Regions from separate parts of the Mus musculus genome. Here region 1 is linked to region 2. A link is a contact called in ENCODE Hi-C or POLR2A ChIA-PET data. All regions are on one chromosome and are shown on one strand. The core of a region is the stretch at or near the end of the contact, and the rest is flanking DNA. Distances in the headings are between cores, read along the strand shown. Region 1 holds the start of Ippk (inositol 1,3,4,5,6-pentakisphosphate 2-kinase). Region 2 holds the start of Fam120a (family with sequence similarity 120, member A).

Region 1 (6,972 bases), core at 3,842-6,341, 450 kb before region 2:
AATAAAAAGACCTAACCAAAAAAGTTCAAGTCTTTCAAGGTTTCCATCCTTGGCTGTTTAATCCACTGCTCTGAGCCTGTGTGGTAAGGCAGAGCATCACAACAGAAGTGCGCAGCAGAGGAAAGCTGTTCCCTAACTTCAGCCAGAAGAGAAAGCAAGAGTTTGAAAAGACTGGGGCTCCAACACAGTCCTCAAAGCTAAGGATCCAATGACCTAACTTCTTTTGACTTGGCCTTGCCTCTAAAGGCTTCAACAGCACCATCACCTGGAGACCAAGACTTCAACATGGCCTTTGGAGGTCAGTTAAGATCCAAACCATAATTGGGGTGGAGGGTACCTTTAAAGCCCTTCAGTGAAGATAAGCTATCCTACAGGATACTCTCAGAGTAGAAAGAATCACTCTCTGAATCAGATGTCCCAGGGACCATGTCCTTTGACAAGTTAGTGAGGAGATATTCCAGAAAAGAGCCCATGAGAGATACCAGGAAGCTCAGATCACTGTCAAGGGAGGAAATACAAAAGAACATCACCCATCAGGATGTGGCCCCAGGTACCAGAAACAGCACTCTACCCAGCCTGTCCCAACTGTGAGGATGATGTTCAGGTGGGAGCTATGGTATATCCAAGATGTGTCTCCTGAACCCAACTTCCTTAAAGACACTCAACCTATAAGGAAAACATCTACGGTGCTAGTTACCAGAGGGAAGAGATGCCAAGCCACTGATGTCTGTGACATAGCCAAATACATATCCCCAGGACCTGAGAATAAGGCTGCCAAGGCTAAGGCATTCACATCAGCACAGCTTAGCCTCAGTGACAACTAATACCCTCAGAGAGAACAAGGCAGATCGGCATCAGTAGGAAGAGGCACCTTGTCCAACCTCCTTCCTAACCCTTTGTAGCTCTAGCTCAACCTCCCAGCCATCCTCCCAGGGTGAAGAAGACACAAGAGTGAACCATGGCAGGAGGTCACAAAGTGAAGAGTGTATCGTACACTGATGTGATCCTGTGGAGCTATGGAGACAGGCCACGCCAGCTAAGCGACCCTAACGTGTAATAACCCCAACATGAAAAGGAGTCAGGCTCTCAGAAGCCACAGGTAGAGTCAGAGAAATACAAGCAAACATCAGAGGCCCTTGAATTGCCCACCCAGGCTGCGATGATGGATGGACCAGCACAGCAAAGTCTTGCTCTCTAGACACACAAAAGCCTCCTGCATTACTGCTCTCAGAAGAAAGAAATGACCTGAGTGCTGAAATCTGACTGAATTTTAACCAAACAGGAAAGAGTCAGGGAGGGGGGAAGGTCACCTCTGACAATGTAAATGCAGAAAGACAAACACAAAACTAGACATCACCAAAGGGAAAATGGAAATAAATTCTAACCTGGCAAACACCAGGTAAGGAATCAAGAGAGAATGTGCAATGAGCCAGGATGTGACCAGAGCAACCCTCACAGAGAGATTCAGCAGCGTCAGTCTGAGAGACCACCCCTGCACATCTCACGTGTGGAACATGACATCTCTTTAACAGATACCAGTAACAAGAAAAAGTTCAAACTCTTTCAACCAGTTCTAGGTGAATACTGAAGATGGGTCCAGGGCTTGGGGATACACCACAAGGTTGGAAAAACAAAATATCAGCTCTGTGCTTCCATTATCTCCACAGAGGAGGATAATTCCTCTAGCATTAACCAGATGTCTACCTAGGCTATCATAAATAACCCTGTGATGAAAATCTTTGTGAACAATATCTTTATTATCACTTCCAATTTCTTGAAGTACAGAAATTAGATGCAAAACGATAAACTTTGAAAAACTGACTTTTTCCATTTTCTTGTCCTTTTCACATGCTGTAAGGGTCATTACCCATGAAGGGTCACTGAGCTGGCCTGGCTCCATAGCTCCCCTTGGGCTCTCAGGGTTATCTCAATGTGATCAAATACAGTCTTTCATGTTGTGTCCTACTCCATAGTTCACACATGTGTCCCTTTCAACCCGAAGGTTTTCATGCTGGAAATTGATCTCAGGGCCTCAAGCATGCAAATGCACAGTCTAACGCTAAACTACACTCAAAACTCCTTCTTCCTGATTATAAATATACTCAACATAAAAGGTTTTAGATTCTTCTTCTTATGAGACAGAGTCTTCCTATGTAGCTTTGGCTGACCTGGAACTGGCTACATAGACCAGGCTACCTCCAAACTCAAAGATATCTTCCTGCCTTTGGCTTTACCAGTGCAGAAAATATTTTTTTAAAACAAAATGAGGAGCCAGGAGTGGCAGCCCGTAACCCTGATACTCAGAAGAATGAAAAAGATTGCTTGAGCTGGAGAGTTTGAGGTCAGCCAGGGCAACACAGTGAGATCCATTCTCAAGTAAGCAATCAAATGATACTACTGAAAAGCGATAACTACTTGGCAATATTTGACATATTTTCTTCTAGTCGTTGTAATTACAATCACACTGTCTGTAATTTTCTTTTCCCAATTAACATTACTAACATTTCCCCACACTGAGGGTTATTCACCTACTTTCACAAATCCATCCACAATAAAATGACCATCTAAACTGTTTCAATTGGACATATAAGACAATAGTAAATTGCAAAACATAAACCCACAAATCAAAAATCCTAAAACGCAAAACTGAGACAGAAAGTGTGAGATGATCCCTACAGCTTGATGTTCAGCCCTAAATACTCCAGACACATGCCCCAGACACTACAGGCTCTAGAAATGACCTGAGGTTCTCCACTCGGTCTCTGAAAGGTTTTAAAACTAGACCAACATGCAATGGGCAGTTCTCTTCAAGTCTCAACAAAAGTTCTTTCTGGGCAGGTTAGTTAAATAACAAGTCTTTCACGATACCTTTGTCAAGAAGAAGGAAAACATGACAGCTCTGCATAATAATAGGAGTGGACATTGTTTGCCCTGAACCTCATGGCCAACACAACCCAAAAGGCTAGGTGCCCGGGACAACTGAGTAAGAGACTGAATGACAATGAAATGTACAGTGAGCTCACAAGACTCCAGAGCCAAAACCAACCAAAGGAAGGTAAAGGAAGCAAATGCAGCTGCCTCAGGACAGTTAAGCTGCAGTAGCCTTGAGGGAGGCCACAGGCTTCAAGTCACACCCTCAGGCTGCATGGAGGGCCACCAGTGCTAAAATGCAGCAAGTTCCTGCCCAAGAGCCCTCGGGGTCTATGCCTGAGCCTGTAGACAGGACAGTGACCAGGTGGCTGACAGCCTAGTGAGTGGGTCAGAGGGCTAGCTGAGCCAGGTGGACAGGGATTTAAGGTACCGTACCTGAGAATGGACAAACCGCAAAGCTGTCACAAATCACGACGTAACTCAGACTGACAAGTAACAGTGGAAACTTCTGGAGGTGTTGCTAGGGGTAGGGGAGACAGAGAACCCTGATACAACTCTTCTCTGTGAAACTGGCTAGCGGTCCACCTTCCTGCGCACCCAAGCATGCCCCATATACTCCTGCAGCCCTCACTGATCTCCTCTACCCCAAGACCCCAGGTCCCCAGAAGGCTCATTTTCTCTCTCAATCCGTCTGCACGTGGCAGTGACAGCACGGATGTCCAGTTCCCCCACCCCAGCCCAGCTCCTGCAGGATGGGCCTAAGGATAGCTGTGTATGCATGCTACAGAGGAGGAAGGGCTGACAGGGGACTTTAGAAGAGCTTTTCAACTCAGTGACTGATGCTCGATCAGAAAGAGTGAGCATGCCTGGGGAGGCTAGGTAAAAGCCTCCCTCTCTCCAGGACTGGATGAGACAGGCCTGGGAAGCTGAGCAGAGAAACAAAGCTCACCTGCTCTCAAAGGAGAAGGGGGACTACAGACATGCCCAGGACCGAAGGGAGCAGAGTTTCTCCACCCCACTTACATTAGCACTCCTTGGTCACAAAAGGCCTTAAAACACTTCCAAGAGGGGCCTTCTCCTCTTCAGTCTACATTCTGAACAAATACACCAGGAGGTCAGAGGTGCCAACTAGACACAAGACCCAAGCTCTAGGCTGCTCAACACTCAGTACAGCTCCATACAATCTGAACTTCAGAGAGACAAAAGTACATCCTATTCCTCTCTTCACTTTCCTAATGCAGCCTACTGCTTCTCAGTGGTGGAGGTGTGAATCACCCCAGCTCCCTGAGTTATTAACCTTCTCACATGACACCTCCCCGCCTTCTACTCCCCCAGCCCACCACATTCCTGCTAGCTTGTAATCAGGCAGCAAAATGTCAGAGAAATCTGGGGCTGCACACAGATCCATCCATATGCTTCTCTTCCTTTAAATTCGCCTCCTTGGAAAGGACTACATCTTCTGAAACCGCCTTTCAAGTTGAACGAAGGAGAAACCATTTAAAGTATATGATCGGGACGCGAACCTGTGGCAGCGCCCCGTTCCTGACAGCGCAGCAGCAAGGCAGAACACCAGCTCTGTGGTTTCTCGAGGCTGAACTCCACTCGGTGGGCTGACAGCACTCTGGGAACTTTCCCCTGTGCTGCCCAGGCCCTGGTCCAGGCTCAGCCTCTGGCCCACCGTTGCCTGACAGTAAGACGAGCATCCCGGGGGAGGCTGCACGGTGTGAGGCCACGCGGCACGCACAGCGCATGAGGAAAGAGTACTGACGGGACAGAGAGAACCGAGAAGGGACACTAGGAGGAAAGGGGAGCCAACGGAGCTAGGGGTGCCGGGGATGAGTATGGAGCAGAGGAGGGTACTGTGGGGGTGCCAGGGAACCACCCGGGCGGAAGCTGGAGGAAGAGTCACGACCTGGGTACCTGGACGGTACCAGGCACAGAGCTTCGGGAGCCGTCGGGTGAGGCCCGGAGCCGGGCTGCCCGCCAGCCGCTCACCTGCGCGTGGGCCACCACAAGGCTCTTGTTGCCTTCGCCATGGTAACTCCATTCATTCTCGTCCATTTTCCCCTCTTCCATGCCCCGGCGCCCTGGAACTTCGCGGGCCGGGACGTGGGGACGAGAGCTGGAGGCCGCCCGCCTCGCAGGGCTCCCGCCGCAGCCGTCTGAAGAAAAGCGCCTGTCAGCTGCCGCCTGCGCTCTCAGCGGCGGCGACTTGCAGGCAAGGAGCGCCGGAAGCCACGCCCCCGGCGGCCGCCATTCCCAGAACGGTCAACTTCCGGGTCCCGCCCACCTTACCCTCGACGTCCAGGGTGGTAGGTGGAGTGGAAGCCATATTATGTGCTGGCAGAGTGACTCACTTCCGAAACGCGGACCTGGGAACCGGAAGGGAGGTTTCCGGATCTGCTCCCGGACCTTGAGGCCGGCGGCTTCCTGGCGCCCCGAGTCCGAGGCGCTCACCCTCGCACTGTCCTAGGGCCACGGCTGGATCTTCGTGGGGCTGCAGTAAGGCGCCGGGCGACTCTGAGCCTCCGCTTACATCTGTAGAATGGGATGCACCTTCAATGGCCTTGCTCCGGCCAAGAGAGCCATTAGGTGGTGTTCACACTACTCCGGGAAACGTGGCGAGGAAACCTCACCGTGGAGCCTTTGCCCCAAGACATCCAGAAATGCAGATGAGGCAATAGACTCTCCCACCCCATCCCAGCAGAAAGCAATGACCTCAGTTTATCCTTTAATGCGGGGAAGATTGGCCCTGCCTGGTAGAGCTGCCTAAAGAATTATATGCGGTCCTTGTGCTCTTAAAAATGATTTGGGGCTGGACATGGTGATGCTCTCAGCATTCTGGATGTGGAAGCAAGAGATTTCTAGGAGTTCGAGACCGGCCAGGGTTACTTAGTGAGATCCTGTCTCAAACATAATTTTCATATTTGTGTTAAATTGTTTGGCCACAGCACTGAATATTGCTGTAACTGGTGTATGTGAAGAAAATCCAGCTTAATGCAGGCAGATAGTATGGGTTTTTTTGTGTTAATTTTTCCAAGGAAGACTGGGAAAAAAACAAAAAAACCTGTTCATTCTAAATAGGACACCAACAACAGACTGAAAGATCCTAATAGAATGTAAAAGGTCACAGAAGCCCTCAAATTGGCAAAATAGATTTCATTGTTAGTAAAAGTAGCTTCACTGATTTAGAAAAATAGAGGTGCACAATGCTCTGGCCGCGCCTTGAACCCGTGTGTCTGCCAATGTTCTGACCGTTCCTTAAACCCAGGTGTGTGCCCACTGCTGCACCTCACTGCGAGGTGTTTGTGATATTGGTTGCTGGGATAGAATCGAAAAATCTCCCCAGTAACCACAGCCGGGCCAATCCAGAGTTGCTCCACCTGCACCAGACTCTTTCCTTGTACCCCTCCCATACCCATTTCTTAAGAATAGACATTGTTTAGATCTGGAAATCCCCTACTCCCCCCTTCTCCTCCCCCCCCCCCCCCGTGAGGGCCTATAAAAACTGGGACCCCTTTCCCCTCGGGGTCAACTCCTCTACCCCTGCGTGGGATACAAGTCGTCCCCAGAGCTCTGGCTTTCCCCCCAATAAAGCCTCAGGTGGTTTGCATCAAGTTTGGTCTTTTGTGAGTTCTTGGGGGTCCGCTATTATCCCGAGACTTGAGCGAGGGGCTCCTCTCGGGGTCTTTCAAGACCACAGAAATGAATGTACCCAAGTATAGCTTGGTGAACCAAATGAATTTACAGGTCATGCTTAGAGGAGCATGGGTGAAGGGTTATTTATATTAGTGTGGAAGACCTCAAACCAGCTGCACTGAAAAAAACAAAACAACAACAAAAAACCCCTCCCATCCTAGCACAGATCCATTCCTCTTCAAAAGCTGAGTGGGTTTCTCCTTCAGCTAGTCTACCTTCGATAACCCCTGGAAACCCATGCAGCTGAGGCGGCTGTTTTGATTAAGATGGCAAAGTCTGTGTTTTGCTCCGAAGATGGGTACACAGCACTTCATTCTTTCTCAGGCTTTCCTCCCACCCCCTCTTCTACTGTATTCTCTGAGCATTGAAGGAAGCAATAGAGATGTTTGGTGATTGCTTTTC
Region 2 (6,151 bases), core at 984-3,483:
AACTCATTAGGTACAGAAGATTGTCCTTCAATTCACCCAGGTCCACCTGCCTCTGCATCCTGAGTTCTGGAATTAAAAGGGTGAGAATTCTTGGAAGTCTATGGTCATGCAGTATTATTCATTTATTTTTCCCCTCAGTAGTGTGGTAATCACTTCATGAAAAGTTTCTCTAATACAGCCCTAAATGGAGAAAAAAAAGTCCCTAATCATATTGTATTCCCAAGCAGACTCTAAGATTTAGTATTTTTCAAATAGGATTTAGATATTTAGAAAATTTAAACATCACTCAACTCCTGAATTTTCTTTATAGCGTTGTTAGCCAAACAATTTCCCAATCATTAATAAGTTTGGAGGGCATACACAGTTAAACAGGGAAAGCAAGCATGATGAAATTTTGAGGGCTTTTATTATGAAAATGAATTTTAAAGTTCTCAAAATTCCAAAGCACAGTCTATACAATCACAGAGTACAGAAGTGACTACAAAAGCTGGCATTGCTAACATCTGTATAACAACCTGGGAGGCCACAGAAAGCCAAGGCTCTCTTAAGGAGAGTGATACTTTCTTTTAGAAGGATCACCATCCTACGGTCTTAAAATAAAATGTATGCTTAATTCCAAAATCATGGGTGCTAGCACAAAAGCTTTCTCCCCTCTCCCTTTTTAAAATAAATAAATAAAAGCAGTAATGTTTAAAAGAAATAAAAAACAGGCCAGGCAGTCAGGATGGCAAAGGGCTAGCCCAAGCAGGCCAGCAAACAAGAAACCACAACAAAAATAAACACAAACCTAAACAAGTGAATGAAATATATATGGAATGTAATCTTGTTAAGAAAATACAAGTGATTCATGTGCAATCTTGTATACTAGCTGTGAATTACATAAAACTTGATTATTTTGGGGGATGTTATTATTTAGTGAGGCTTTAAGTGTAATCTTAATTTCTAAATGACATGGAATTACTTACTCTGGGATTAAGTTTTCTACTCAGCTAGGCGGACTAGTGGCCTCATCACTAATTTTATACATAAGTGGCATAACGTATCGGGTTTAAAAAAATTAAGGAAAATCCATCAAGGCCCTAAGCGCATTTCATCTGTCTACATCACAGGAGCCTGTGTTTGAGATTGGTGGAAGAATGGGGTGTTATGATCACAGTTCATTGTATACACGCATGAAACTGTCAAAGAATAAAAATAGTCTTTAAAAGAAAAAAAAATTAAAAGAAACTATAGAATTCAGTTTGCCTATTCTCGAAGACTCTGATGGGGGGCTTTGAGTCTGCATGAACTTGGTGTTCTGTGCGATGGATGGGTCACTCCTGTGTCCAGTGCACCCCGCTCCAGCAGCGGCTTGTCTAGAAAAAGAACAGATGAAAAATTGAAGGTAAGCAAAAAAACAAAACAAAACAAACAAAAAAAACCGCTCCTTTTTCTTGGGGGAAGGGGGAGCGGGAGGCGGGTTTCATGTAGCCCAGGCTGGCTTCCAATTGGATGGAATGACCTTGAACTTCTCTGATCCTCTACTCTCCACTTCAGAATGCTGGGATTACGGCCTAAGCAACACGCGGGAATCGAACCCTGGGCGATCGAAGATCCCAGACAAGCACTGTGCCAACTGAGCTACGTGCCCAGGTCCCCAGCGGACAGCTTCTCCTTCAGAACGTTTGGTCCTGGCTCAGCATACGTACCGTCGGCGCCTGGGTTTAGCCGGACCCTCGCAGCCCGAGCCCCTGGAGGCAGCGCACGTCCGCTCGTCTCCGGAGGGCGGCGCACGCCGGGGAGGCTTGCCCCTCTCGGGGAGTCTCCTCAGCCGGGTCCCGACACCAGGCCGTGAAGCCGCCGTCCCGTCCCGGGAGCGACGCCATCTTGTCGCCGCCGTCCTCCTCCGCGGCTCGCGCTCCCGGGCTCCAGGCTCCCCCTAACCCCGCCGCGCGACACACGCGGCGGAGGAGGAGCGCTGGCTGCCGGCCACGCCTACCGGGCCCGCAGCCGCGAGCGGGGCGGAGCCAGCCTCGGAGGCCGCGGCCTCCGGGCGCGGCCTGCACGGGCCCAGGCGCCTCCCCGAACCCGCCCGGCTGCGGCCCCCTAAAGGGCCCGACAAGCCGAGTAGCGCTCCGCCTTCTCCGCCCCGCCGCCGCCGCCCCGGGAGCCCGGCCGCGGCCCCGGCGCCGCCTCTTCCGCCTCCCGCGTCCGCGCGGGCGGGCCCGACGTCAGCGCCGCCCCGCCCGGCCCAGCTTCGGCCTCGGCCTCGCAGAGCGCGGCGGCGGCGCAGGTCCCTCCCCAGACATGGCCCTGGGAGGCGGCAGCACATGGCGGCCGCGGCGGCCGTGAGCGCGCCCCCGGCCAGCCCCAGCCAGCCCTGAGGCTGCCCGCGCCCGCCGGCCGCGCCACGGCCCTGCCGCCCCCAGCCCCGCCGCCGCCGGCCCCGCCGCCGCCCGCGCGCGCGCGCCCCGCCGCCGCCGCCATGGGCGTGCAGGGCTTCCAGGACTACATCGAGAAGCACTGTCCGAGCGCCGTGGTGCCGGTGGAGCTGCAGAAGCTGGCCCGGGGCAGCCTGGTGGGCGGCGGGCGGCAGCGGCCCCCGCAGACCCCGCTGCGCCTGCTGGTGGATGCCGACAACTGCCTGCATCGCCTGTACGGTGGCTTCTACACCGACTGGGTGAGCGGCGGCCAGTGGAACCACATGCTCGGCTACCTGGCGGCTCTGGCCAAGGCCTGCTTCGGAGGCAACATCGAGCTCTTCGTCTTCTTCAATGGCGCGCTCGAGAAGGCCCGGCTGCACGAGTGGGTCAAGCGGCAGGGCAACGAGCGCCAGACAGCGCAGCAGATCGTCAGCCATGTCCAGAACAAGGGCACGCCACCGCCCAAGGTCTGGTTCCTGCCTCCGGTCTGTATGGCCCACTGCATCCGCCTGGCGCTCATCCGCTTCCACGTCAAGGTGCGGCTGCAGCCGGTTCGCCGGGGTCTCCCAGGGCTGGGGCTGGGGTCTCTTTGGGCCTGAGTCAGGATCGGGCCTGGTGCCCTTTGGACCGATTCCCTTCGGGTTTGGGTCAGGGTTGGGGTCTGGGGTCACTTGGACAGGAGTCACAGTTGGGCTACAGGCCTCTTCGCGCTTCGGGCTGGGCCTGGGATTGCTTGGGTAGCGATCAGAGTTGAGTCTGAGGTTCCTTGGCCCAGGGGTTTGGGGCTTGGCCTAGGGTCTTTTTGGGCTTGGATTTGGGTTGGACTTGGGAGGTCTCTTAGGTCACTGTCAGCGCTGAACTAGTTCCGGGAAGCCCAGCCTAGCCCAGAGTGAGTCCTGGGTGCCCCTGCCCGTGGAAGGCCTCAGCAGGCTTCAGTGTCTCTCAGGGCCCCTCTCGGGACATAGCGTGTCACCATGCCCAGGCTTGATGCAAGCTAGGCAGAGGGGCCCTAGAGCAAGATGGATGCCCGGGCCTTTAGGCCTGGTGTGGTTGAAGTCTACCCACCACATTCCTCCCTACTCTCTGGCCTCTGTGGGCCCATAGACTTGTTCATATGACACTTGAGGCTGGTGGATAGACCCTCACCCAAAGTGGGATCGGTGGTGTCGTCTCCCACATCCTCAGTCTTTCTCCTCCCCTGAGAGGCCGACAGGCTACCCACTGGCCTTATCCTTAAGCATATACCCATCTGTCGAAATTAACCCACTCTTTCCCAGCAACAGGTTTATCTTGGAAGTCTGGAGAATAAATAATGAGAGTATATTGCCAGGACCTTAGGCACAGGAAGCTGAAAACAGAGCCTCCAAAGCTGTGGGAGAGGAAGGAACCTTGTTATAAACCAGGGCTGATCTCTTAATTCTCAAGGCAGATGCCCTGCTCTTCTACCTTTGAAAATGAGATGTTTGGAGAAATTGTCTATGGTAACGTTTTGGTTTTAGATTTCATGGTACTGTGAATTTGATGAGATGGGCTCTTGTCAGTTCTCTGAGTTTTAAAGTGGTTCAGTTCTGTATGTCTACTATGAAGGTAGCAATTAGGACCAGGAAGAAGAATTTGGGGGTCGTTTGGCATAGGCAGGAGCTTGTGAGAGCTGTTTTTCTGCTGCACAGGAAGTGTTGAGTGACCTTCACTAGCCCTGATTGGTGGGTAAGGAGGGAGAGCTCCACATGTTAGCCCTCTGCTGTCCCGTTGGCAGAAGGTTCTGCAGCCAGAATTGGGCCAGAGAACTTAAGGGCTCCGAGGTTGATTGAGAGCCGAGCACCTAACTGATCCTCAACTTTGAATAGCTTTGCATTTTCATGATTTTTTTTTTAAACACTTCTTTGGGGAGGGGTGAGGCTGTTTGAGTTTTTAAGACTTGCTACTGTCTTCCAACTTGCTCTTTTCTTTGGAAACTGAGCTTGAGTTACAACTTTTAGCATGTCTCCCTCTTCCTGACCATCCCTGCTGGCAGTGGTGATGGTGGTAGTTAAGCCTAAAATGATTGCGGAAGTCCCACCCAGGGTCCTGTTGCAATTGGTGAAGTTGTGTTTAAGTGTGTGGGTGGGGGTGGCTGGATGCCTGGTGATTGGCCCAGGAATATGGCAGATACACAGCCTGACATTTCTTAGGGAGTTCGTGTGAGAGGCAGTGTGTGCCTCTCACTTTTTCTCTGTAGCCTGGGGCTCTCAGAGGGGGAAAGCAAAGCTGTTGCTCTGTGATCTACCTCTAGTGGACAGCCTGGAAATGGACCTGCTTTAGTGTTGCTTAGTGATGGGAAGTAACATCTAAGACACAAAAAGAGTTTTATTTTACCTGCTTTTGCTAACTGCACAGGGCTGTATTTTTAGTCAGCAGAGACATTCAATAAAAGATTGAATATTACTTCAGATTAGAGTCTCCTCTGTCTGTCCTTGTCTCTATATCTGTTGTGTGTGTGTGCACTCCTGAGACAGTGTTGCCTTTCCTGCCTGCTCTGTCTCTCAGCCTTCTCTAGTCTTTGTAGATGCAATTCTAGCAATCCTGGCTGTCCACTTTCTCAACTCTGAGGAGAGGTGAAAAAGATAGTTTGCTGGAGGCAGGAGCTCCATTAATAGCAAAAGGTGGCACCAGAGAGAAGATGTGAAGCTGTAAAAAGCAGAGACAGAATTCTGGGAACTATTTTAAAACAAGAGAGCAGTCCTGTGTACTTCAGCATCCCTGAGGGTAGTGCAGTATCACAAGGGTGATTTGCGGGCCTGGGCGATGGCTTTGTGGTTAGGGCACATGCTTTTGCAGAGGGCCCACATGATTCCCAGCACCCACGTGGTGGCTCCTGATCATCTAATACTCCAGCTCCAGGGCATCTGAAGCCCTCCTCTGACTTCCACAGCACCAGACGGGAAAGTGGCACAGGTGCATACAAGCAAGCAGAACATTCTCACACATTAAACTAAAGATAGTGTTTAAAGTAATGATTGTGTATGTTTTAAAAAGGATGATTTTGGAGTCATAAAAATTATCTTCGGTGGTCTCTGTTTAAGAAAGTGTATGTTTCAATGTGTGTGTCTGTGTGTTGGATTTTTAAATGTTTTCTGGAGGCTCACAGATACTTAACCAGTGATGCACTATCACTATCTTCCAGAATGGGCGAGCAGCTGGAATTGGGTGGTCCTTATTTTATTTATAATGTTTCTGGGTGTTCTGCCTGCATTATGTCTGTGCACCTCTTTTGTGCCTGGTGCCTTGAAAGGTCAGAATAAGACGTTGGATTTCCTGGAATCGGAGTTACAGATTGTTGTGAGCTACCGTGTGGTTGCTGGGAATTGAACTCAGGTCCTCCGGAGGAGCTAGTGCTCTTCCAGGGCCAATTGGTATCTTCTTAATGAAACTTTATTCCCATAGACACTGGTGTTGGGCCTGAGAATGTTTGCCCCACATGTGTGAAGTCTAGGGGTCCATGCCCAGCACTGCAAAAACTGGACATAGTGGCACACACCTCTAGTCTCAGTACTCAGAACGTAGGGTAGGAGGAGCAGAAGTTCAGAGCTATCCTTGCCTGCGTAGCCTGGTAGTGGCCATCCTAGGCTCCATGAGAACTTGCCTTAGGAAAAAACCCACCACCTTCACCCACAAAACAACGAGCAGTTGTGGAGGTGGCTCAGTACTGGCAGTGCCTGCTGTACAGAAAGAGGGTCTAAAGTAGAACCCCAACACCCACAGAAAAAGCT

What was found. Hi-C counts contacts between places; a loop is a spot of excess contacts on that map. ChIA-PET counts read pairs that join two places held with the same protein, here RNA polymerase II (POLR2A).
Region 1: a loop to region 2 is called in a map of T-helper 2 cell, with 3 times the contacts of the local background. The contact joins the promoter of Ippk here to the promoter of Fam120a in region 2. A Hi-C loop is called at or near these places in 1 of 37 maps with a recorded cell type or tissue (T-helper 2 cell). POLR2A ChIA-PET finds 5 or more read pairs at or near these places in 1 of 5 experiments (embryonic stem cell).

What each region holds. Positions count from the first base shown.
Region 1 is chr13:49,419,361-49,426,332 of GRCm38, reverse strand. It overlaps Ippk (inositol 1,3,4,5,6-pentakisphosphate 2-kinase), which reads right to left and starts at 5,091. Exons shown (of 13, transcript NM_199056.4): 1 at 4,867-5,091. The coding sequence starts at 4,947.
Region 2 is chr13:48,964,142-48,970,292 of GRCm38, reverse strand. It overlaps Fam120a (family with sequence similarity 120, member A), which reads left to right and starts at 2,233. Exons shown (of 18, transcript NM_001033268.3): 1 at 2,233-2,938. The coding sequence starts at 2,465. Fam120aos (family with sequence similarity 120A, opposite strand) reads right to left here and starts at 2,181. Exons shown (of 2, transcript NR_015601.1): 1 at 1,689-2,181; 2 at 388-1,355.